Linked DNA regions of Mus musculus: regions 2, 3, 4 and 5 are each linked to region 1. The links are chromatin loops, found by intact Hi-C in ENCODE. Cell type or tissue: heart. All regions are shown on one strand. Region 1 overlaps Ptprr (protein tyrosine phosphatase, receptor type, R). Region 2 overlaps Ptprr (protein tyrosine phosphatase, receptor type, R). Region 3 has its middle 4.1 kb from the start of Kcnmb4. Region 4 overlaps Ptprb (protein tyrosine phosphatase, receptor type, B). Region 5 overlaps Myrfl (myelin regulatory factor-like).

Region 1 (5,000 bases):
TGGTTGGTCAGATGTTGATTGTGTTTGCTGTTCCAGCCCCGCCTGTCACACTTTCTTCCCTTTTGGCTGAACTTAAGACAAATTAATCAGTGGTGGACATCTGGCAGACAGCTTCAGTGTCTTCTCAGTGTTTGTTGACCTGTAAGGGCTAAAGATTGAGAACTCGGTACATAAGCTTTGCAGACAGGGACCAAATGTTGCTAAGGACCCTTGCTCCCCAGATCCCGAACAGGAGGCTCTCTTCGGGCTTTTTGATTGAAAGTGTGCGTCTCTGACTTGTGGAATAAACTTCCCACCTTCTTTATGACGGTGAGCGTAGCTTCCTTCACCCTCCTGTAAATTCCAGATGTGAACGGGGAAACAGTCCAGGAAGGAGCTCAAAGAATGCTAAGCTCTTAAACAGGTCTGTGATGTTTGTGAACTTGGCCTCCTACAGATTCTCTTCCTGTGAGGAGAGAGTCTGTTCTCGGGAACACACCTCTTATCTCCAAATACCCCACAGAAAATGCTGGTTTCCAGAACGTAACGAATAAATCAACTCCTAATTGTAAGCGTGTATAATAAAATCAAGTGAGCTGACCTTCCCAACCCTAAAAGTAAACTTCTCTGGAGTCTCCGTTTTCAAACTTGGGAGTTTATGTCTCCATAAAATAGAAAAGTTGAAAACTCCCAGCAGGCTTCCAAGATGTTTTCAGAATTACTTTAAAGATAATGATATTAACAGGCACGTCTAATTTTATGATGGGGATCGTGAGAAATGTGTGTCTAAGATGAACGAAGGTGACATTGAGATAAACCTAAAAAGGGCAGGTATGTTGGACCGGACGGGCCTTTCCTGTTCCTAAAATGTCTTGTGCTTTTACACAGGAAACATATTCGTATTCACCCGAGGCCAGTGTCAGGCCTAGGCACAAGATCGCAAAGTACCCTGGGTAGTGGTAGTGAGAAGACAGGAAAGTGCGTAGGAAGGTGTCCTTGGTGGATCCTGCACGGGGTAAATTTTCCAAAGATGCTATGCTCGTTCATCCATCCAGGGATGGATTATCTGGGGAACAAACCATTCATTTGTTCCTATTTCTCAGTACTTTTTTCCACCCCAGTCTTTAGAGGCATCTAAAGCCAGAGTTGATTCAGGCTATGGAGTCACTGGAGAATCCTATCTAGTGCTCCTCAGTGAAGCCTTGCCGACTGAAGGCTCTCCACAGATACCCTTCCTAGATGAGTTCATCCAGAGGATGTGAGTTGCCCTGTCCATTTGCTTGTATATAGCAGTATACTACTCAGACAAGTAAAATAATAAATGTTTCATGCCTGGGAAAACGTCGCCATGTGTTTCTGAATTTGGAAGAACCATAACCCTGGTTTTAATGACAGCCAAGATCATCCCAAGACATACAATAAATACTTGTAAGCAGTCAGACTACATGCAATTTGCTGCAGTCATCTAAGGATGCTGAAAAGCTAGCATGTGCTCCCTCCGCATGTAAACACACACACACACACACAGACAGACACACGTTCGCACGCTCCCATGCTCGCTCACTCCCATGCTCGCTTGCACGCATGCACCCACGCTCGCTCGCACGCTTGCACACTCCTATTAGTTCCTCTTCTGATTTGCCTGAGAATTTCTGTGAACAGGAGCAATCTGCAGTGTACCTGTTCTTCTTGCCCAGGGCTCCATCGACCATGAGGAGGAGCATGCGCAGAGGGTGGCTTACAATGGCAGTGCCCCAAGTGAGATGCCATGTCCCGTGGGTGTTATATATTCCTGGCCAGCAATTTCATACTGTATAATGTTGATCAACCGGCAGACCAAAACCGTTCCATTGGTCTCCCCTGTATCGTTCTCACCCCTAAAGTTGAGAGCCTTAGGACTTTTGACAGAAGTTACCAAATAATAAAAGATTTTGTATAGCCAGGCTACAGAGACCATACATGTGTGCAATAGGTTTCTTTCAAGAAATGTGTTATGACCAGTGTTTTTTTAAATATAGTTTATGCAATATATACTCTTTAAAAAAAACAAATATTAACTTCTCTTGGTGTGCTTAGGATAAAAAGAAGTTAGACTGAATCTGTATAGATGCTCTTGCTGACCAGTGACTTCCCAAATCTGACCTTTGACTTTCAGGAAGTCACGTTGTTTGGGATCTACTAGAGAGCAAGGAAATACAACCCTTTGTTGAGCATATTCAAATATATAAGAACATCTCAAGGCCTAGTTTTAGTACTACAGAAAATGCCCCAGAACAACAAAAGAACCGTAACTGGGCTCCATGTGCAGAGGGAGCACTAGAAGTGTGCACTAGGAAAGCCTTGTGTGCCCATGTCTGTGTGCATTACACAGATAGTATCATTTCCTCAGTGTATCTTATGAACGAACTTAGATTTTATTATCTGTGCTGCCTTTCTGCCTACCACCTATAGGTGGCGCCAGTGAGCCACACAGACAGCGGGAGACCCAGAGCCACTTTTTTTTTTCTTTTGTTTTAAAGAACATTAAAGCAGCTGTTTTTCTGCCATCAAAAACCCTACCTGAGACATTTGTAACCCTTCTAAGATTTAAAGCCAAATAAAATAAACAAGGATCAAGGGCCCTATAAGGATTTCAAGGCCGGAAAGGAGCCACCAAAAAGCTCTCCTCCCATTTGTCCCTAATTGACATCCAGAGGGGGCACTGCACTGGTTCAGACCCAAATGCACCAAGCAGGGCTTCCTACTTAAGCCTGCAGCCCCTAAGACTGTCATTCGGCATCCCTGAGAAGGGTTCTGACCGTTCCTTCACTGTGTTCTATGCGGTGCTTGGACGTCTCTGAGCTGCTCAGTCTAAAAAAAAAAAAGACTTCTGCCCTCTTCTCTCTATAGAAAAATATGCAATTTAGTGGGAGATGGGGGTTATAGGTTAGTTTAGGACTCAAACTGAAAAGAACTTTCTCCACGAAGCACAATTGCATTGGAGAAAGACACTCCAAGAAAAGATGCAGCCCGACACCCCAGGACTTCACATTGGTGAACCCTGGATTCCAGTAACCCCGAGGCCTTATCGAGGACAGCCTGGGGGTAAATTGGCAGTACATTAGAAAGCCTGATTAGGAGAGGGAAGGCGAGCGACGTGGGTCTCACGTCAGCTGTTTCCCTCCACAGGATACTGGGTGATTCCTGTCCTGGCCAGATACTGATTACTTAAAGCTCAGCCCAAGAGTTCTTGTCAAAAATGATTTCCGTAGTGTATTTTGACTTGCTTAGGTCTGAAGAACTTTTGGAATTTGTTAGGTGTGGAGCTGAAGTCCAGGAACTGGCCTGTGGCATTCCCTTAATGAGCTCTGTCCCTCTGAACAGACTGTCCTAAGCATTTCAGTTGTTTTTTTTTTTTTTTAATTTTTTTTTTATTGAGTTCACACTTTTCTGCATGTCCTCATCTGACACAGGGGCTTGGATAGAAAATGTGTCTTTGATACATTTTCTTTGATACATTTGATACATTGCTTTGATAGACTTTGATAACTCAGATACATGGAAGCAAAAAAAAAAAAAGTCCAAAAGTCACATTTCCTATTTTATTTTAATATATACAAACTGATATGAATATGTTCCATCGACAGATTCAAGTCCCTCATCATTATAAAACTTTAGGGATTTGTCTGCATTTCGCCCTGTTTACAATAGAGAAAAACCGTAAGGATTTAGATTGCCGAAGACTGTTGCTGAAACGAAAGCATCGTTGTCTTCATAAAATAGTCACAACCCATAACAATAAGGCTTAAAAAGCAGATGCCTTCATATATAAAGCAGGTGGACCATAAAGACATTTTTTATTTCATCTTTAAGTGTGTGTGTGTGTGTGTCTGTCTGTCTGTCTGTGTGTGTGTGTGTGTTTGTGTGTGTGTGTGTGTTTGTGTGTCTGTATGTATGTGTGTGTGTGTGTTTGTGTGTGTATATGTGTGTAGTATACACAATGCAATACCCCATGCTGGTGTTGAGACAGCCCTTCTATGCTCGCCTCACACGGCATTCCAATGCCTACATTATCTAGCTCACCTTGTCTCAACAATAAAGGGTGCACCAGCTCACATCACCAGATATGAAGGGCAAGCAATAAGAGGTCTTGAGAGCGATACTACAGTCGTGTAGCTATGGTTATAGTGCACTGATATTTGTTAGTTATTACTGATCTCTTACTATGCCTAACTTATTAGTTATAGATTATGAAGGTCAATTTGATTTGCTAATATACTGGTTTGAATGTTGATTTCATCCAAAACACTCTCATGTAAATACTCCCAATAGCTAAAGTAGTGCACATCTGTGTCTCAGTCCTGACGGCACATAAAGGTATTTGCCACCACAGAAAACCAGATGACAACTGAGATAGAAGGAAATCACTATAAATCATGTGTTTGATAAAGATCTACTGTCTATCATATGTAAAGAGCTTTAGAACTAAAAAAGAAGGCAAGGCAAGTTAAAATTAAGCAAAAATCAAAACAGGCATTTCTTCTTAGAAGATAAACAAATGACTGGTAGCCACAAAAGATATCATCAGCATAATTAATTATAATAAAATGCAATTGAAGCCCCATTGAAAATCCACTTTTCCTTCACTTGGATTGCTATGCTACTACTAATAAAAATAATAATAATTGACTGTATTGTAAAGGGACAAGGATGTGAGGAAATTAGAAACTTAATATGTTGTTCCTAGGAATGATAAGTAGTCTTTCCACTTGGCAAAAACATTTGACAGCACTTCAAAAAGAGAAATGTTGGGGCTTCTGGTATAGCTCAGCAGTAGAGGACTCACGGAGCATGCCCAAAGCCTGGGTTCTGTCACCAGAAAGAAGGAGGAGGAGGAAGTGCAGGAGGAGGAGGAGAAAGAGGAGGAAGAAGAGAAGGAAGAAGAAGAGGAAGAAGAGGAGGAGGAACAGGAGGAACAGGAGGAGGAAGAAGAGGAGGAACAGGAGGAAGAAGAGGAAGAGGAGGAAGAGGAGGAGGAGGAA
Region 2 (5,000 bases), 58 kb after region 1:
TTTTAAAGTAAACAGAGAATGTAATCAGTTTGTGTTACTTGGAAAGCCAGTTATGCTTTGCTTAGTCCTCTAATCACAGATACTGTTCATTGAGAACTCAGCTGCTGTAGCACTGGATCAACCAGGAGCCCTGCACCGTGCATCTCCCTCTATAATGGACTCACATGGGTGCTGAAGCTGTGCGATGGGAGGTCATGGCAGACATCACTTATACACTGAATGTAATATAGACCCTTGTCCCTTTAAAAACATGGTGGAGAGGCCTGGGAAGATGCTTCCAGGAGCAAAGCATTCTCCATCGAAGTGGGAAGGGCAAAATAGAAGGCATCTGTAATCTAAGATCTCCCATGACAGTTGTTTTCAACCTGTGGGTCATGACTCCTTTGGGGACCAAATGACCCTTGCACAGGGGTCACCTAAGACTATCTCCATACCAGGTATTTACGTTATGCTTCCTGTTTGATAACAGTATCAAAATTACAGTTATGAAGCAGCAACAAAAATAATGTTACGGTTGGGGGGGGGGGGGGTCACCACAATGTAAGGAACTGTATTAAGGGGTGGCAGCATTAGGAAGGCTGAGAACCACTGTCCGACAGTGATGTGCGGGGTGCAGACAGGAGAATGCAGGAAGCTAATGGGGCAGCAAGGCTTGCATATGCAAAGATAAACAATAAAGACATCCTGACTGATGAGATGGAAAGGCAAAGACCAACACTCAGACACATACAGGCATCATATACACACACACAGTGATAATCCTAAATGATAATGATCTACAGTAAAATGCGCCAAAGAACACACCCCGTAGACATCCCAAGAGAATGCTAAAAAGCAGCCTATGAGACAGGCAGCAGGGCGGGAAGGACTATGTGCTAGTGCAGATTGATTGCAGGCATTTTCCCCATTGTACACCTCCCTCTCCCCCATCGCCCCCAGAACCTCTGATAAGTGGGAGGATTTGAAAACAGAATCTGGGAAGTGAAACTTCTGGATCTAGGGCTTTTTATCACATTCCTTGATCCCCGTGACCGGAACAGGAAGCAATCTGTCTAACGCTCAGTTTTTGAGAGTTGCTGAAGTCCGCAGCTGACTCAGGGTGCTCTTACCTTGGGGGCCTTCGAGTGGAATGGCATCCAGGGGCTCCGCTCGTAGTTTCCCAGGCAAATAGAAAGTGCTCCCGGTGTACAGCATGGCATTGTTTGGATGTCTTCATCGCTCACCTCGGTTCGATAAGCTGCTTTTCTTTTAACCAGCCCATCTTAAAGAAAGAATATACATGCCATCAATGTCCTGTTCCAATGTGTGTCCTCAAATAGCCCCTGACTCCAAAATCTAGCCAAAATAATTCCAGGTCTAAAGTTACTATTCCTTATTGTAATGTTATCAAGCATAGCCTGATACCTATTGCATTTCTATATCCCCACCTAACCACAATTCTACACCTAGTAAGTGAATTTCAAAGACCTTATTGGGGGGGGGGGGATCAAGAATTCTGAATTTTGGGTTACTTTATTCCCAGAACATCTAGAGATGAAATCCTGGAAGCTGGTGTGTGTTTTCCTGACATCCTGGGTTTTGAGAGCCTAATAAGAGGCCCTCTTTGTAAAACAGGTTTCACAATGGAATCTTCCAAGGATTGCCAGGGCAACCTATTTCTTCATTCCGGCTAAGAGATAATTGGACTTTAGCCTACTTACTCAGTGGTGGGAGGGATAACTTTCAGGGAGAAAAAAAAAATCTTAAAAACGATGCTCGAGCTAGTTCTGAGGATGCAGGCTAACTGGAAGAGAGCTTGCCCCGTCCCCCCGCCCCCAGTTCAATCCCCAGCACTACATAACCCAGGAATAGAGTTCATGTTTATAATCTCAGCACTTTAGAGTCCAGGAGATTAGAAGTTCAGGGTCATTTTCAGCTACATAGAGAGTTCAAATCCAACCTGGTATATGTGAAACCCATATAAAAATATTAGAGCTGTAGTTGAACTATTACTTGCTCTGTGCTGGCTTTTATTCCCAGCAAATACTTCAGGCATATAGCCTGCTATTTCAGAGAAAGTATCTACATTCAAAAAACCTGGTCTGAGGGGCTGGGCTCAGTTGGTAAGGCATCTCTTATTTTATTTTGATTTGATCTGACTTGATGTTGTTTTGTAAACCTGAGGGTCAGAGTTCAATAATCAGAACCTGTGTTTAGAAAAAGTTGCATGTGATAATATGAGTTTGCAATCCCAGTACTAGAAAGTTGGAGACATAGCCGGGCGTGGTGGCACACACCTTTAATCCCAGTACTCAGGAGGCAGAGGCAGGCGGATTTCTGAGTTCAAGGCCAGCCTGGTCTACAAAGTGAGTTCCAGGACAGCCAGGGCTATACAAAGAAACCCTGTCTCGAAAAAAAAAACAAAACAAAACAAAACAAAAAAAAACAACAACAACAGCAAAAAAAAAAAAAAAAAAAAGTTGGAGACACGTAGATTTCTGCAGCTCACTGGTCAGTCAGCCTATCCTATCTTGAAAGTAAAGGCCAATGAGAGGCCCTGGTTAAAAACAACAACAAGTGGCTAGTGTCTAAAGAATGTCATTTGAGGTTGTTCTCTGGCTTCCATGTATATGTGTGCATGTGTGCACGTGAACACACACCACAACACCACAAAATACCTGATCAAATTCAGGGATGCTTAATGTTTTAGGTGTCCCTTGCTTTTGATTTTCTTTTGTTCTGTTTTGCTTTTGAGACAGGGTCTCTCTACCATGTAGCTCTGTCTTTCCTGGACCGTCCTCTGTAGACCAAGCTGGCTTCGATCTCAGAGATCTACCTGCCTCTTCATCCCCAGTGTTGGGATTAAAGGCGTTCCCACCACACCAGGCTTTGTTTTGTTTTGTTTGAAACAGGGTCTCATGTGGCCCAGTCTGGCCTCAGGTTCCCGATCATCTGGCCCCCCACCTCCCATGTACTGGGTTTTACAGACTCATGCCACCACACCCATCCAGAGTCTCCTTTCTTGACATGACATCTGCTGGAAAGACTCTAGGTGCAGTGGCTGGCACACCCCACAGCTGGCGTTGCACCGGGCCAGCAGACTCGGCCTCTCTTGACTCACGCCAAAGCTATCGGAGCTTTACCCAGGAGGCTCGTTATTTTCTACACCTTTTGTTCTAAATTTACTGTACCAAACTTTACCAAAAGAATTCCAGATTTGAAAATAATAATAATTAAAAAAAAAAAAAGGATTGAGCGTTCCATTGTTAGCCCAGAAGTGAGTCACCCCTGCAGAATTCCCTCTGTCTACTGATTAGACCGGATACTGGCTGGGCGGTGCAGCAGGAAAGGCTCTGTGTGTGTGTGTGTGTGTGTGGTCACAAAAGGTCACAAAGCTCTCCCCTGGGTATCTCTGAGGCTTGGAGAGTTTTTGTCTTGCTTTTTTTTCCCCCCAAAATACTGTCTCACTTGCAAAGCGTGGGCAAGGGAGTCCTACGTTCCCCCTCTTTTAGCTTGAGTCCACCCCCAGCTGACACAGTAACGTGCTTCCCCAGCTGATTTCTGGGTCTGACAGAGCCAGTGAGATTCTTGAAGGCATGTCTAGAGGGATAGCATATCTGCATCCTTCTGGGCTGGTTAATTGTCTTCCTATTCTATGGCCACCCCACAGCACCTCGACAATGAATGTGGCTACTTTGTTTCCAGAGCATATGACACAGACAGGATAAACAAATAATCTAGTATCTGTACCCTGGTTTTCCAAGCGGGCATAGCCAGAACCTCACCAGGGCTTGGGAGTGAACCATGGCAGTCCCAGGTATAGTGTTAAGTGGATAGTGATTGGAAGAACAAAGTTAGGCAGCAGTTATTTTGTACTTCAGCACCAGCAGCCACTGTGATTAGCATTTGTGAGTTATCTATTAATCCCTGCAAACCCTGAAGCCTTATTAGGTAACACATTCATTTGCCCAGCCAATACTTTGCTTTTCCAGAGCATTTGTGGGTGTGAGCAGTGGAAAATTTCTCTCAGACAAAAATCTTCCACCGGTCACGGATGAGAAAAGCCACCCAGCACGCAGTCACATTAGTGACAGGTTACAATACTGACAGGTTCTCTTGATCCCTGGCTCCTCCTCCTCCCTGATAACACTGGGAGCTAGGGACTCCTGGGGTTTCTGTGACTGTCCTGCAGCTAGACAACCAGGTACTCAGACACATTTAATGCTCATAATGAGATGACATCTGTCATTCATATTACTTCATAAGTGAGAAAAGCCAGGTTGTGGGGGAGGAGATAAGTCAGAGCTTTCCTGTGATCTCAGTACTTGGGAGGTTGAGGCAGGAGGATTGCAGGAGTTCAAGCCAAGCCTGGGCTATTTAACAAGACTCTGTCTCAAAATGACAACAATAGAAACATCAATTGATTGAGTCACGAAGCTAGTAGGTCTAAAAGGAAGAACTTATGCCTGAAATCTGCCAGGCTCCAAGCCTACTGCTTCCTGTTGTACCAGGTGCCTCCTCTATAGCTCTGTCTCTTTATGTAGACATATATCTGTATCATTTCCATCCAGACTTGACCAACCTGGACCAACTTGTTCTTGGCCAAGCTTGTGCTTATTCTTCAAGGATACTATTCATAAGGTGGTATTCACAGGCACTTATCTTAGCTTTACCCTAAGCATTTTAAATGGATTATCTCTCTTGCTCCTCACAGCAGGGCTAAGTCGGGTAGGTCCAACTGTTGTGTAGCCTCTGTGGTTTTGCATATGAAAAGACTGAGCTCAAAAAGATGATGTAATAAGATAGTAAGTCATGGAGACAGGATTTATCTTGACCACAGTGTGTGCTGAGTTTGCTCTTGCTTTGTCTTGGCCTCTTAACATACTTTGGTCCCCATGGGTAATGAACTTGACACACGTGGCTTTCCAGACCTTTTCAAACACACAACCACTGGCAGAAGTAAGAAGTTCTTACCGTTTTCCGTTTACTTTTCTTCTTGTCTTTTGAGATAGTCATCTGTG
Region 3 (5,000 bases), 270 kb after region 1:
CTGAGTGTTTTCCTTCGACAGATTCCAGATGCCAATCCTCATTTCAAAAAAGCAACCTCTTCTGGGATTGGAGATGGGGACGAGGGGTGGGTGAATAAACACGGAACAGGGCCGCTAAGGCTAAGGGACTAAATAAAGTAATTCATGCAACGTGCAGCAAGCCCAGGACAGAGCCCTAAGGGTAACGTAACACCATTACCTTACACACTTCACAGTTCAGTGTCTCCTGGGCGCCTTAAGTGTTGTGAATGAAACAACAGCAACAACAACAACAAAAACTGCTTACAACCTAGGAAACCAGGGCCAGGGAGTTCTGTCTTAACTCAAATGTTAGTTCAGTTACTTTCTTCATTGTTTATTCTCACAGGGATAGAAGCTGTTGTTCTCTCTCCAGCTTTGTGTTATTCAAACATTTCATTTTGATTCTTTGTTTTCCTATATAAGTTGGCTTGTCTTCTGTGGTAAGGGAAGCAGATCTGAAGGCTTCACAGACGAAATCAACTTTTTTATTTTGAAGGATTCACTAGAAATCCGTGTTAGTTTCTTCTCCTAGTGGTAGGGCTGCCTTGTAACATTCCCACCTAGGCTGCTTGTATCAGAAAAGCGCTCAACCCTTGACTTTAAGTCAGAAGGACAGGAAGAACCCAGGGGGCCTCGGAAAGGTTGAACCACAGGTCAACTTGGCACCTTCTGTTCCCAGGAGGGCAGAGACTGCACAGGAGAGGAAGCGAGACCTCCCTATGAATAGTAAGCCATCCACAGAAACTGAAAGACACACCATTCGGCACCAGACTCCCTCATAGAACACTGTTGTCTCCAATGGTTCTCTCAAAGCCAGAGCAAGCCCCAGTGAGCTTTCATTTAGAAGAAAAGCAAAACCTTCCCCAAGATGAACATTAAAGCCCCTATAGGTTTGCTTTAGTGATCAACACTCTACGGGAAACTTCTGTGGCTTACGTTAGAAGTGCAGCATCCAATCTCACATGCATGCAAGACTTGAATAGGAACAGAGCATGTTGTTCCTGTCTGTCATTTCCAGAATCAGCACATCGTGGAGGCTTTCTATAACAAACATAGTAAACACGTGCATAGCTAACTACACAGACTAGGGGGGGAAGCCATATTTTAACACCCTTTTCATTAAAATTCACATTTTGGAAAAGTTTTAAACATTTGCTACTGACTATAACAAGAGAGGAAGAAACTAGTAATACAACAAAGAAAATCTTATAGAAATCTTATTTTCCCAACTCACACGTAATTAACTTTAAAATATTTAGTTTGGGACCGAAGAGATGTGACAGCTTGTATATGTTTGACCCAGGGAGTGGCACTATTAGGAGGTATGGCCTTGGAGTAGGTGTGGGGGTGGGAAATGAGAGCCTTCTCCTAACCACCTGGGAGCCAGTCTTCTAGCAGCCTTCAGATGAAGATATAGAACTCTCAGCTCCTCCTGCACTGTGCCTGCCTGGATGATGCCATGCTCCTGCCTTGATACTGGACTGAACCTCTGAACCTGTAAGCCAGCTTCACATAAATGTTGTGCTTACAAGAGTTGCCTTGGTCACGGTGCCTATTCATAGCAGTAAACCCTAAGACAAGAGATGACTCAGCAGTTAAGGGCAGATACTGTTCTTGTGAGGACCTGAGTTCTTCTGAGGACCAACATCTATGTAGGCAGTGCACAATCACCTGCAACCCCAGCTCTGGGGATCTGATACTTCCTTCCTCCAGCTCTCGAATACTTACAGACCCCCACACACGTTTTTAAAAATAATAAAATTGGGCTGGAGAGATGGCTCAGTGGTTAAGAGCACTGGCTGCTCTTCCAGAGGTCCTGAGTTCAATTCCCAGCAACCACATAGTGGCTCACAACCATCTATAATTGGATTCGATGCCCTCTTCTGGTGTGTCTGAAGACAGCTACAGTGTACATATACATAAAATAAATAAATCTTTAAAAAATAATAATATAATTTTAAAATAAAGGTTGCAGGAGACAGGAGAGATGGTTCAGTGGTTAAGAACACTGGACTTTCTTCCAGAGGACCAGAGTTTGATTCTCAGCACCCACTCATGGCAACTCACAAGTCTGTTAACTCCAGCTCAGGGGATCCAGTGCCCTCTTCTGGACTCTTCAAGAACTGTATGTTTGTGATACATGCAAGCAAAACATCAGACACTTAAAGTACAAAGATTAACTTTTAAGATTTTTCAGTGTTACTAAATGATTTCTAGCCTGCTACGACCAAATTTTGTTTCGCTCCATTGTTAAATGTTTATCTCCTTAGGCTTTAGATTTGAAATAAATTTCCAGACATAAATAGTACCTACTTCACCGAACATACTACAACTGAGAACACTAGTACTTCCAGATACTTAGAAAATATTAGTACAAAATTAACCAAGACACCCCCTAAGACCTTACACCTCATTGAAACAGCAAATACTTTTAAAGTAATTTATTTTTAAAAGTTTGAAATTTGTTTGTACACAGGCCAAGCACAGATAAGCAAGATCCCAGACACAGAAAATGTAAGCAGCTTGTATTAATAGTAAAAACTGAGAATTTCATATATGCATATATGTTTTGATCAAGCCCACCCCTCCCTCCAACCTTGCCATAACCCCCAAACCCCTCCCTCCCCAACTTCATGAACTCTTTTTAAACCCACTGAGTCCACTTAATGTTGCTGTATGTGCACAGGCCATCCCACTGGAGCATGAACAAACAGCCAGGTGAAGCCTGAAGCCCTGAACCAAACTGACAATCTCCTTGCCCAACAGCCATAGTGTTTCAGCTAGGGTGTGACGTCACAAGCCTCACCCTCATCATTGCTTAGATATTAATGCTCTATTATTTAAAAAAAAAAAACACTGCTAGTGTTAGAGTTCCTAAATTCTCACCATCTTTCATGGTGAATGAATTATTATAGGGGATACATATTTATGTAGAAAGAGGAGTATTAGCTTTGGCCCCAGCTCTATTCATCTGATATAATCAACAATAATTTCAAATGAAAAGATTGGGGTAGAATTATTTTTTTAACATTCTAGGATTAAAATAGAACTGTTGTTCTAAAATTAAAAAACAAAACAAAAAAACTTGTATTGCTTTGTAATAAACACCTAGTCAAGGGTATTCTAAAATACTCCTCAAATCCAGAGAACATCTCCCCACAGTGGCATGTGGGAGTATCCTTGGGGGCATGGGCATACATTTGCTGAATGACTCTACAAACTAGGTTTACTCACAAATGTTCGAAATTAATCTCATGAGGGACAAAGTCAGAGATTAGCATTTCCAGGATGATATATTAAAAATAAATTTCAAATACATTATATCCAAGGGTTGGTCCACATCTGCACTAGGAAACCTATGAAGGAGACAACTGGTAGAGGAATGTTGGGGCTCATGGCTTAATCTAGCTCCCATTTATTCTGAATCATATTCCTGCTTAGATTCAAGCTACAAACACACACACACACACACACACAAAGATAAACAGGCATTGGCAAAAGTCACTAAATTATTCTAGAGTAGAAGGAAATCCTACCCCATTTATGTGAGAGAGAAGTTGGTATTTCCAGTAAGATTTCCGTGTCTTTGTCTGCACACATCTAATGATAGGAAATACATTGATCCCTACCCTCTACCCACTGCTGTCTTTGGAACATTTAAAGAAATAGAACTGTTATTATAACTTAGTCTTTGTGCCTCGCTGTAACATTGTGGTGCTTGTTACATCATCTCGTTTTATTTAGGTTAAAGACAGTTGTAAGAGTTTATTCTTACAACCTAGAAAGAATTGACTCCTATTAAGACATATGCAGCCATTCGGTTACCCTAGACCTTTTCTTCAGGCACATTTTCCTGCTACTTTGGTTTCTTTTGATGGGATTTAGGACACTAAAGTTTTATACCCTTACCTTAAATTCTAAGAAAAAGGATGATACAAAATTGGAAAGGAAACCCCACTTTAATGCTCTATGAAACAAGAGTCTGCACCTTCCTTTTCCACACCATATAATTTGCAAGTATTTCAGGGATAATGGACCTTGTTCAGGGCTGTCACTGTAAATGTCGAGAAGCCAGGGCAGTGATTGGCTCATCTTCAGTAGACAGTTCCTATTCTGAATAGGATTTGCAAGTCAAACTAATTTAATATACAAATTTTAGATCTACATTTAGAATGAACCAAGAATAACCCAAAGCTTTAGATAATGTAAATGTAGAAATATTTCTTAAGCACAGTAACAAAAATGGCATTTAAATAAAGGTATGTTTTATGTAATAGCATATATGAGGAATATTAATTGTTCAGACATTAAAACATGACAGTTATGTTTCTCTTAGGAGGAGGAAATATTTAACAACTCAAAACCAGACCAAATGAATGCATCGCTACATATGGTAATTAAAACTACATCTTAAAATAAATGTTCAGTATGTAGCAGATTTAAAGGTAGCTTTGAAACACTGTGGCTGCCCCAAATCTTTATTTTTATACACAAGGAGATGAAACTATTTATGTCATTCCTTCATATGTCTTCATATTGAAGTGTGTAATTTTAAAGGTTTTACCTAAGTTTTTCTATTATGCGTATCTAGAGGCCACAATGTTAAACTAACTCAGCCACTTGTGGAAATCCTATCACCCTTGAATTAAAGGCATTTCTTCCAAATGTTCCTTGAAGAACTCAAGTACTAGCAAAATTATTTCCATTATGCAGGAGAAACAAATTTGTCTTGGAAAAAGTCCTTTATTATAAATTAAGACAAATATTATGTGGCCAAGATGTCCCTTAGGTCAAATATAAATAGAAACTACCCTAACATTTTATGACCTGTCTATGCAAATTAGGAGGTCACATCCTAGGGCTGCAGAGTTGGCTCAGTGGTGAGGAGCACTTGGGGAGGACCTGGACTTGGTTCCCAACACACAGTGTGACTCACAACCATTCATAATCCAACACTCTTGTGGACACTTAGGTCACGG
Region 4 (5,000 bases), 110 kb after region 1:
GAGAGAGAGAGACACAGAGAGAGAAAGGCAGAGAGAGAGAGAGAGAGAGAACAAATTACCCTTCTGAGAATCCTGTGCAAAATCACCATGCTATATACTGTCTTGTAGTGAAACTGTATTAATTTGTATTATGTCCTCAGGCATAGTTACAGCATGTGTAAGAGGTAGGAAAAATATTCATCAAACTATCTCTTCTCATGACTTTCCCTTTGATGAACGAGTAACACAGCTCTTGAACTTTATCATGACTTAATATACAAAGTATTCCAATGGGTTTGGAGAGATGGCTCAACTGCTAAGAGTGCTTACTGCTCTTCCAGAGTTTAGCTGCTAGCACTGTCACTGGGCAACTCACACTTGTCTGTAACTTGAGCTTCTGTTACCAATGTCCTCTTCTACCATCTGTGTGTGCACACTTGCACATATGTGACACACTCACACACACACACACACACACACACACACGCATAACCTTTTATAAAGTATTTGAGCATATAAATGTGTACAACTACCAACTAACCAACCTATGTAGGGTAGATTTGTTTAAAGAAATAAACGTGCAGGCACACAAAGAAATTAAGTAGATGGCAAACCTCACTGTAAATTCTGTCTAAAGAATCCCAGAGCTGTAAAGGAGCACAGACAATCTTCTAGCCAAGCTTTATTTGTTAGTAAGCAAGCACGCACAGCGAGTCTGAGAGAGAACTGCCCAGTGTTCTGTGGGCAGCCCACAAGTGCCACCAGGCTGCTGACTACAAGATAGGTCTCTTGCGATGGCACTGTCTTTCTTAGATTTCCAGTAACATTTTGTCTCTCACATGATTTTCTCCTGATCGAAGACTACGTTCTGTAGACATTAAAATTTAGGTCAAAACGAGGCCATACTAAGGGAAGGAATGAAGAGTCAATTGTCTTTTCTGTTCTTTACTACTTAGCTCCCATGGAAGTCTCAAATCTGAAGGTGACAAATGACGGGAGGTTGACCTCTCTAAATGTGAAGTGGCAGAAACCCCCTGGGGATGTAGATTCCTACAGCATTACCCTGTCTCACCAAGGGACCATCAAAGAATCCAAAACATTAGCACCTCCTGTTACTGAAACTCAATTTAAGGACTTAGTCCCTGGACGGCTTTACCAAGTGACCATCAGCTGCATCTCTGGTGAGCTCTCTGCTGAGAAGTCAGCAGCGGGGAGAACAGGTGAGTTAGCTGTGGGATAGTCTCTGGTTGCCTCAATCACTTCTCAGATATGGCTCAGAATAGGGAAAAATAATGGAGAAACTGACTTCTTTTCCTACCTGAGAAGCAGGGTTTTTATGACCACGAATGCCCCTGGGATAGAGCCCACACAGAGAATAAGACAGAGGCTTTAATTACATATATTGCGTCATTTAAGCCAATGTGCTTGGATTCCTGTGTGATCTGCGGGTTGTCCCTCTTCTCTGCTCTCTCATGCCCCATGACCTAAGTATCACAAATCCACGATCACCGATGCCAGTGAAGAAAGCATTTCTGGTTCATTCTTATAATAAGGCCAACTTAGCATCTCATGGTGTTTCCCATAAGTAGTTTTATTCACTTATGTCAATGAACATTTATCTCTTTCTTTATTTGAGTAAATTGCTGTATTATGAACCTTGCGCCTTGTGAAAGTGGCTACAGTGTGCTATTGCTTTTAAGGCAAGGTTCTGCAAAGCACACCCTGTGGGCCAGCCTACTTGGTGGCTTTTTTTTTATTTCTAAAAATAAAAATAAAATCTTTCAGGGGTCATTTATGTAGTTCAATAAAGGATTATTTGCTGACTTTTGCTTAATAGATGCTACATTTTAACCAAAGATATCACACACACACACACACCTAGAATAGATGCCTTTTAAAATGCCAATGGCATTGGTAATTTCATGTATTAGGCCCTGCACAAACACTTTAAACCTATTTCATGTATTTCTTGCAAGAAAACTGTAAGCTAAGAGCTATGCGGTTAACATAGACATTGTGCAGATTAACTGGAATAATTAAATCTGGCCAGGAAAGTACTGGAACTTGAATCTAAAGGAGGTGGTTTGAGTCCAGTCTCAGTGCCATTAGAGATCTCAAGTAAGACCTATATGGGCCAAAGGGACCAAGAGCAATATTCTCTCCCAGAAGATCAGTAGAAGCTTAGGGGCAATGGCCTTGCAGGGGAATGAACTTCCTGGGAAATGGACCGGGAAAGGAGAAATGTCTGTGAGAGTGAATGGTGGGAGAGGCTCAGAGGTGCAAGTGCTCAGGAGAGGTCAGCTGACAGGACAGACCGCTGAACACACTGAAAGGGAAAGGGAAGGAGAGGCGGTGGCCATAGGGAGGCATCAAGGGGCTGAACTTGAAGAGACTCAGATGTAAGCGAAGCACTTGGGTTTTGTTTGGTCCTTTTTTGAAGAGACTCTGAGTGTGTGCACTCAAAACATGCCCAAAGCCATACGCATGAAGTTTGTTCTTTCCCATTGGAATTAAAAAATAAATGAGGATGTTTCACGATTACAACATACAATATCTTTTCAAAAGCTATCCCATTTGTCAGTCTCGCCACCATGAGATACGATGTCATTAATGATCTCCAGGACTGGCAAACAAGCAGTGGAAAACAGCAGTCGCAACGCGACGCTATGAACAGCGTGGCAAGAGACTGCATAACTTTCCCCCGTTATTGGAATGATTTTCACATGTCTTCAAAATGGGGGGGGGGGGCGGGGGAAGGGAGAGGGAGAGAACTCACCTACTCAGAAATCAGGAGGCAATACACATGTGATCAATAGCAAACACTGTGTTCTCTATATCGCTTCCCACAAAAAGCAAGCCAATATTCTTAATTTTTTGTTTTTGTTTTGTTTTCAATACCTTCTCCGCATGCCCCCTGGTTTAGTTCCAGAAAAAGTGAGGAATCTGGTTTCCTACAACGAGATTTGGATGAAGTCCTTTACAGTGAACTGGACGCCCCCTGCTGGAGATTGGGAGCATTATCGTATCGTGCTCTTCAATGAATCCTTGGTCTTGCTCAACACCACAGTGGGAAAGGAAGAAACGCACTATGCCTTGGATGGCTTGGAGCTCATACCAGGAAGACAGTATGAGATAGAAGTCATTGTTGAGAGCGGAAATCTGCGGAATTCCGAGCGCTGTCAAGGCAGGACAGGTAAATCAAACCTGATTGGCAGAACGTAATTCATTGCCTGCTACATAGAGCCACGGATGTTTTATTTCTGTACTCCCTAAAGGTGAGCTATTATAAGGCTAACAAAGTTGCAAACATTTAACTTTGTCAGTTTTGAACTCCTGATGGCTATCATTTCATGAAAGAAAAGACATTTTGAAGATTTATCTTTATGCCAGGTAATGCTGGCTCTCGGCTTTTTAATCCCAGTCGAAGAAGGCAGAGGCAGGTGAATGTCTGAGTTTGAGGGCAGCCTGGTCTACAGAGTGAGTTTCGGGGCTACACAGAGAAACCCTGCCTCAAAAAAAAAAACAAAAAAAAACCTATATATAAAAGTTTTAAACTGTGTGTTGAGGGAAGTGGCGGCAGCTGCAGCAGGGGGATGGGAGGGTGGGGCAATAATGAGCACCAGAATCCAGCAGAGGGCAGAGGATCCCATAGAGCTGACATTACAGGCACTTGTGGGATGCTCAACCTGAGTGCTGGCCTCTGAACCCAGGTCCTATGCCAGAGCAGCAAGCACTCTTAACTACCGAGCTCTCTCTCCAGCCCCAAGGAAAGACATTGTAAATGCTACTAACAACAGAAAAGATAAAATTGGAGAATAAAGACAAATCTTTCAAAGAGTGCTGATAACCGAGTTACCATTGCCTTGACCTAATATTGACTAACTTGGGAATCTCTCTTACCGGGTAGGGCGATTAGCATCCTGTTTGAATGACAGGAAAGGGTGGGTTAGGATCCATGGATTCTGATCATTTTGCTGCCCCCATTATATTGCAATTTCTTTGGCAAATCACAAACACCGGAACCTGTTGTCTCAGCTTTCAAGTATGACAGTTATCCTCCAGCGTTTCTATAGTGACCGTTGGGATGCAGAACAGACCATAATTAAAGTGAAATCGATCTCCCTGAGTCCTGCCTGATAAAGAAATGACTGCCGTGATGGTTCAATGTTCTTGTGAGAATACCAAAGAGGAGGGCTGTGATAGCCCCTTAAGGCACCACCTGTGTCTCTCAGTGACCTTTTCATCCTCCAGTACTAACGTCAAGGGGATGATGGTCAAAGTTCTAGCCAGCTTAAGCCAAGGCACTCTCAGGGCTCACAGTACACATGTCTTCCTTGTGCCCCAGTGCTTTGCCAGTCACCTTAAAACAACCTGGAAATGTAAGCTGAATGAACAGCCAGGTTCACCCTGTGATGGTTTGAGTATGCCTAGCCCAGGGAATGGCACTATTTGGGGGTGTGGCCTTGTTGGAGTAGGTGTGTCCTTGTGGGGGTGGACTTGAAGACCTTCATCCTAGCTTCTTGGTTGCCAGTATTCTGCTAGCAGCCTTCAGATGAAGACATAGAACTCTGAGCTCCTCCTACACTATGCCTGCCTAGATGCTGCCATGTTCCCACTTTGATGATAATGGACTGAACTTCTGAGCCTGCAAACCAGCCCCAGTTATTACAATGTTGTCCTTATAGGAGTTGCCTTAGTCACTGTATCCATTCACAGCAGTAAAAACCTAACTAAGACACACACCCCCAGCCTCCAACCTTGATTTTAATTTATTTCATGCTGAGTTTGCTTTCAGATTATATATTTTTTCCCCTTCGGTTTCTTTTGTGCAACTTCATCTTCTAGCTTTGAAACAATTGTTCCTTCCCGATAAGGTTCACAGCCACACTGCTGGAGGAGTCAGAAAGACGACTCTCAGCCCTGCGCGTATGTAGCAGGGCATTTTAAGTGCTTTGCTCGCCCAAGAGTCTACAGCAAAACCCTTAACTGTCTCTCAGCCTGAATTTTAAAACTTGAGGAAA
Region 5 (5,000 bases), 570 kb after region 1:
ACGACTTGCTATACCCTTGAGATTCTATCACTAAAGATGAAAGTCAAAAATTCTATGGGAGCAAGGCATCATGGCTCAAGCTTATATTACCAGAACTTGGGTGCCCGAGGCAGAAGGATCACCCACATTTCAGGCTAGGCTAGACTATAGAGTGAGATTCTATTTTAAAGAGAGAACTGGATGGAGGGCTCAGTGGTTAAGAGTACTGACTTGTCTTCCAAAGGACCTGGGTTCAAATCCCAGCACTCATGCATCAGCTCACAACTCCGGTTGCAGGAAACCGGTGAAACCTTCATCGGCTCTGCAGAATTCTGCACGCACACGGGGCACAGAAATCCACACAATTATACCTGCTCACACACAGAAAAATAAAAGAGAAATAAATAATTTTACAAAGTGTATAGGTAAGGGCTGGTGAGAAGGCTTAGCAGTTAAGAGCACTGACTGCTCTTCCAGAGGTCCTGAGTTCAATTCTCAGCAACCACATGGTGGCTCACAGCCATCCGTAATGAGATCTGACGCCCTCTTCTGGTGTGTCTGAAGACAGCTACAGTGTACTCACATATAACAATAAATAAATAATATTGGGCCGGAGCAAGCGGGGCCAGAGGGAGCAGGGCTGGTGCGAGCTAGTGGGCCAGAGCGAGCAGAGGTCCTGTGTTCAATTCCCAGAAACGACATGATGGCTCACAATCATATATACAGCTACAGTGTACTCATATACATAAAATAAATAAATAAATCTTTTTTAGAAATTGTGTAGGAAAAGAAGAATGAAAATTTAATAAGAGCTACGTACCCTTTTAAATTTTTCATTGTCCCTTTTCTTGTTGTTGGAGCATTGGCTATCTCCATTCCAGCTGTTACAGGTGGTTATTTTAAAAAACCAGATAGCTTTCAAAGCCTTAATGGGGCCAGTATTTACCATTTGAATCCCAAGCCCCAACACTCAAGTACCTTTATTATAAGTCACAGAAGTTATTAGAATTGTACTTGCTTATGTTGTGTGGTTATTTTATAGTACTCTATTCTTGGGGATTAATTAAGTTGATACACAGAATCTGACCTTAAGCAACAGGCAAAGCAGGGAACTAGTACCTTGAAATTTAAAACTTGTCTTAAATGTATTTTCCCAGGTTAAACTTCCACTATGGGATCAGAGGTGCTTAGGGAGTGTGCGATACTCCTGCTCGGCTATTATGAATGCCTCAAAGATAAACTTATTTACAACAGTGTTATGCCTGCAGAAAAATCAGAAAGGATTCAGAGTTTCTATGAGCCCATTGCCCAGTTTCTTGTGTGTGCATGTGTGTGTGTGTGTTTTGTGCGCCCGTGTGTGTGCATGTGTTTGTATATGCATGTGTGTGTGTGTGTGCATATGCATGTGTGTATGCATGTGTGTGTGTGCATGTGTGTGTGCGTGTGTGTGTGACACATGCTTGTGTTCCCTGCATATGAGCCAGTGAAAGGCATCAGTGTGTGAGCATTTCTCTTCTGTTGCCGTCTGCCCTTGAGACGGGGTTTCTCACTGAACTGGAAGCTCATCATTTTGGCAGGGCCGGCTGGCCAGCAAGCTTGAAGCATTTGCCTGTCTCCATCCTCCAAGGGCACAGTCACACGAGCACCCATGCCTGGCTTTCTATGTGGATGCTGAGGACTGGAGCGTAGGTCCTCACACGAGTGCAGTCCTCACTCTTACCTCAGCCTCTCCACAGCCCCTCTCCAGTTAGCCATATGCTGCCCTTTACACATTTGAGTCATTTTGACACATGATTACTAGCTAAAACCTAGAATTTCATTTACACTTTATTCAGACTCCCTTTTCCATTCTTCTTGGGGCCCATACAAGCAAGATGTCACATTGCATTAAGTCACCACAATGCTTTAGAGAGACATACTATACGTACACACACACACACATGCACACACATTTATAATGTGTATGTTTTTCAGGACTCATCTGTTGTCCTCACAATCACGAGGTAATGAGATTGAGAAAAGCTGTTAAGGGTGTTTTAATTGCTAGCGACTGGGAATGCTCAGGTGGAAAGACGATCATCTCCCGGCATGAGGAAAAGCTGCCTGGCTGGAAGCAGCATGGTCCCCAGTGAGCAATCTCAGCTGGAAAGGCACTTCACACACAGAACCTCCCAACAGCATCTGTTCTCCTAATAACCGATGTCAATGTGCCAGAGGTCACCAAAAGTCTGTTGGCTGTGTTGAATCCGTTCCCAAGCCTTTTAACGCTCTCCTGTACATTTTCCGTGGGAAAAAGCAAACAAACAAACAAAAACAATGCTTCAAGCTTCTAATGGAAGTTAATGTAAGACAGTGCTCTCTTTATAGAAACTGCTGTAGGGTCAGCATTGCTGAGCCACAGTAGATGTGGAAACTGCCCACGGTGTCTGCCATGCAGAGGTCTGAATAAGTCATGAGATTTATGCTGAAGCAAACATTTCTTTACGAGAAAAGTAAAATCAGTGAGCCTGTCTCCCGAGGCCACCACCTGAGTCTATTCAGACGATGGTGGGACTCTGGCACCAAGCCGTGTGTGTGGACGAGCGATGCCACAGTTGAGGAGAAGCATCTCTGAATGTGAATATAGGAAACTGGGGGGCCATGAAATGTTTGCTCCCAAGAATTAGCTACCTTCTCCTCTGTTGCACAAGGGGTATGCTATTTTCAAAATACAAAAAGGAAAGTTAACCTGGACATAATACCCATGCCTGTGTCCTGTGTGTGGTTCGGGGTTTGGTTGATGAAAATGTTTCATTATTTGTGTGTTTAGTTACTCTGTGCCTTGGTATCCCACTGTAATCTGTCCACAGTGTTCAAGGACTTCAAGAACAGCCCATATTTGCTTAGGAACCTATCTTTGCTGTCCCTACTTCATCCTAACTGAGGCTTTCTTTTTTTTTTTTTTTTTTTTTTTTTGGTTTTTCGAGACAGGGTTTCTCTGTGCAGCCCTGGCTGTCCTGGAACTCACTTTGTAGACCAGGCTGGCCTCGAACTCAGAAATCTGCCTGCCTCTGCCTCCTGAGTGCTGGGATTAAAGGCGTGCACCACCACGCCCGGTGAGGCTTTCATATATCCCGAGTCACCCGCTCCTCATATGACGTAGGGAACTTAAGGATCATGTCTAAGAAGACACAGATAAAGCCAGAATTCGAACTCCAGGGCGAGTCAGTCAGCCACAGAATCTTAGCTCCTAACCAATCACTACGTCACACTCCTTTTTTGTGTTACGAAGTTTATCTCAAAATGCCACTGAGTGATCAAGTCTTCAATAGCTTGTCAAGGTCACAGTATCAACATGTTTCAACAAGGACACATGTTTCGTGGTATCAGATAGAGGTGTTATTACTCCCGATTACCGAAAAACATCAAACAGTCTCATTCTCACTGATCCGCTGATGGAAGTGGCTTCCAGGGAAGCCTGACATTCCACGGTCCTGTGACATGGAGCTGTAGTACGTGTGACTTGGCACTCAGCTTCCGAAAAGCTAGCATCATGGTGGAATCTGGTCAGGACGTGGTTGTCCCCAGAGGATGGCCTTTTATTCCCTCTTCCCAAGACAAAGGGCTATGCCATGCTGTGTGGAGTCCTGGGAACAGTGGGCAGAAAGAAGGAGAGGAGACCGCGGTAGGCACCAGCCTTGACATCCAAGGGACTGTGCCACAAGGCAGAACAAGGCTCTGGAAATAGGGACTTTTGCCATCTTCGCACAGAAAATTCCATACACATCAAAGGTAGCAAAGGATTTCATTATTGAGCCAGAGTTGTACTTTAATGTTTACATATATGTATATGTGTAAACACACACACACACACATACCACACTTGCATGCACACAGTAGTTTGCCTCAATTCAAGCTCAGCGTCACACAATATCCACCCTCTCCGACAGCTCCACACCTCCCCAACCCTGTCACAAAATCTCTGTATTTAGTGGGTCCAAGTCAATATGGCCTTTTCTTCTCAAAAGCCTCAAAATGCTAAGACAAGACAGGCTTATTCTGACCTCTGTGCTTCTTCCATAAGAGAAGCTGTGTTTTCAGAGCCACCAGAGAAGTGTTTCCTTCATAGTTGTGACAAAAATCGAATACCGTGTTTTCTCAGTCTCTGGCAAACACTTTATTCTCCTCATTGGAAGCCCTTGGAAGCCAAACCTGAAAGGGTCCTTCAGAAAATGATATGGGTGCTTGACAGAAAAGTAAAAGAAGTTGTGAGAGAAACAGCAGCTTCTGTTAAGCTTGTCCCTGAGTGCTTTTCTGTGGTAATGTCCTCCTCAAACTTGAGCAAATTAGTTACAACGTCGATAGAAATAAAAGAAGTAATCTGTGAAGAAAATCCCAGCAAAAAAAGGATCCGTCGAACAGTCGGCTAAATCCTGGAAAAGAGAAAAGAGAAAGACCAGTGTGAAAGTTAACTATCGTTAGTGTTTCTTTTATCTATTGAGAGTTTAATTTCCTACTGAAAAGAAAAATGGCGGGGGTGGTGGGGTGGTGGGGGGAGCTTGCTTACTGGTGCGGCTACCCGGAAATGGTATGCGCTGTCGGAGAACCGGGCCACGGGAAGCCTCCAAATGTGCTGGTATCCCTAAGAGATGAAGGAGACACGCCCATCTCAGCTCACATGTTACAGCTCAGTTGGAAGGAGAGCAGGCTAGGGAGGCACGCCCTTGACAACTGTAGGAGAGGCTCTAGGACAACGGTTTTTGATCTATGTCGCTAGAACAGTCTGTGGTCTCTTAAGGATGCAAGGAAGATGCCGAGCCAAGCGAGGTGGCCAAGTTCAGCTAAGAAGGGGCACTGGTGTTTGGTTCCAGGCATCCTTCCCTCAATAGGGAGCAGAGGCTGTAGTCCTAAATAACCTCTGCTGGAACCAGGACATGATGTTAAGGAGCCAGGAAACATTACCTGTGTCATCTGAGCATCTTCTCCATCGCTCTGGGTTCTTTCCCGTTGACTGCGGAAACATATATTCCCTAGCGTGTATT

What was found. Hi-C counts contacts between places; a loop is a spot of excess contacts. Peaks named below come from ENCODE experiments on the same cell type or tissue, not always from the same donor. Only the 100,000 strongest peaks of a DNase experiment are listed, where the experiment ranks them.
Region 2: a loop joins it to region 1, with 6 times the contacts of the local background. A loop is called at or near these places in 10 of 42 quality-filtered maps.
Region 3: it touches region 1 in a loop (2.0-fold over the local background); 3 of 42 quality-filtered maps call a loop at or near these places.
Region 4: it touches region 1 in a loop (7-fold over the local background); 30 of 42 quality-filtered maps call a loop at or near these places.
Region 5: a loop joins it to region 1, with 5 times the contacts of the local background. A loop is called at or near these places in 3 of 42 quality-filtered maps.

What each region holds. Positions count from the first base shown.
Region 1 is chr10:116,205,787-116,210,786 of GRCm38, forward strand. The region is part of intron 6 of Ptprr (protein tyrosine phosphatase, receptor type, R); the gene reads left to right. Among named protein-coding and RNA genes, the nearest start is that of Ptprb, 93 kb to the right of the region's middle. In heart, CTCF peaks have their summits at 2,434 (motif pointing right) and 2,642; DNase peaks (open chromatin) are centred at 45, 355, 825, 3,115 and 1 weaker place; H3K4me3 peaks cover 438 bases; H3K27ac peaks cover 567 bases.
Region 2 is chr10:116,263,718-116,268,717 of GRCm38, forward strand. The region is part of intron 13 of Ptprr (protein tyrosine phosphatase, receptor type, R); the gene reads left to right. Among named protein-coding and RNA genes, the nearest start is that of Ptprb, 35 kb to the right of the region's middle. In heart, a CTCF peak has its summit at 3,053; DNase peaks (open chromatin) are centred at 3,084 and 3,334; H3K27ac peaks cover 2,605 bases.
Region 3 is chr10:116,475,166-116,480,165 of GRCm38, forward strand. No RefSeq gene overlaps it. Among named protein-coding and RNA genes, the nearest start is that of Kcnmb4, 4.1 kb to the left of the region's middle. In heart, a CTCF peak has its summit at 2,106 (motif pointing left); no DNase peak of the experiment used is centred here.
Region 4 is chr10:116,316,431-116,321,430 of GRCm38, forward strand. It overlaps Ptprb (protein tyrosine phosphatase, receptor type, B), which reads left to right. Exons shown (of 32, transcript NM_029928.2): 5 at 936-1,199; 6 at 2,903-3,172. Among named protein-coding and RNA genes, the nearest start is that of Ptprb, 18 kb to the left of the region's middle. In heart, a CTCF peak has its summit at 2,984 (motif pointing left); a DNase peak (open chromatin) is centred at 3,011.
Region 5 is chr10:116,772,424-116,777,423 of GRCm38, forward strand. Myrfl (myelin regulatory factor-like) reads right to left here. Exons shown (of 25, transcript NM_001033333.3): 23 at 4,921-5,000; 24 at 4,526-4,600; 25 at 4,122-4,391. The coding sequence ends at 4,305. Among named protein-coding and RNA genes, the nearest start is that of 4930579P08Rik, 46 kb to the left of the region's middle. In heart, no CTCF peak of the experiment used is centred here; a DNase peak (open chromatin) is centred at 2,108; H3K27ac peaks cover 265 bases; H3K27me3 peaks cover 533 bases.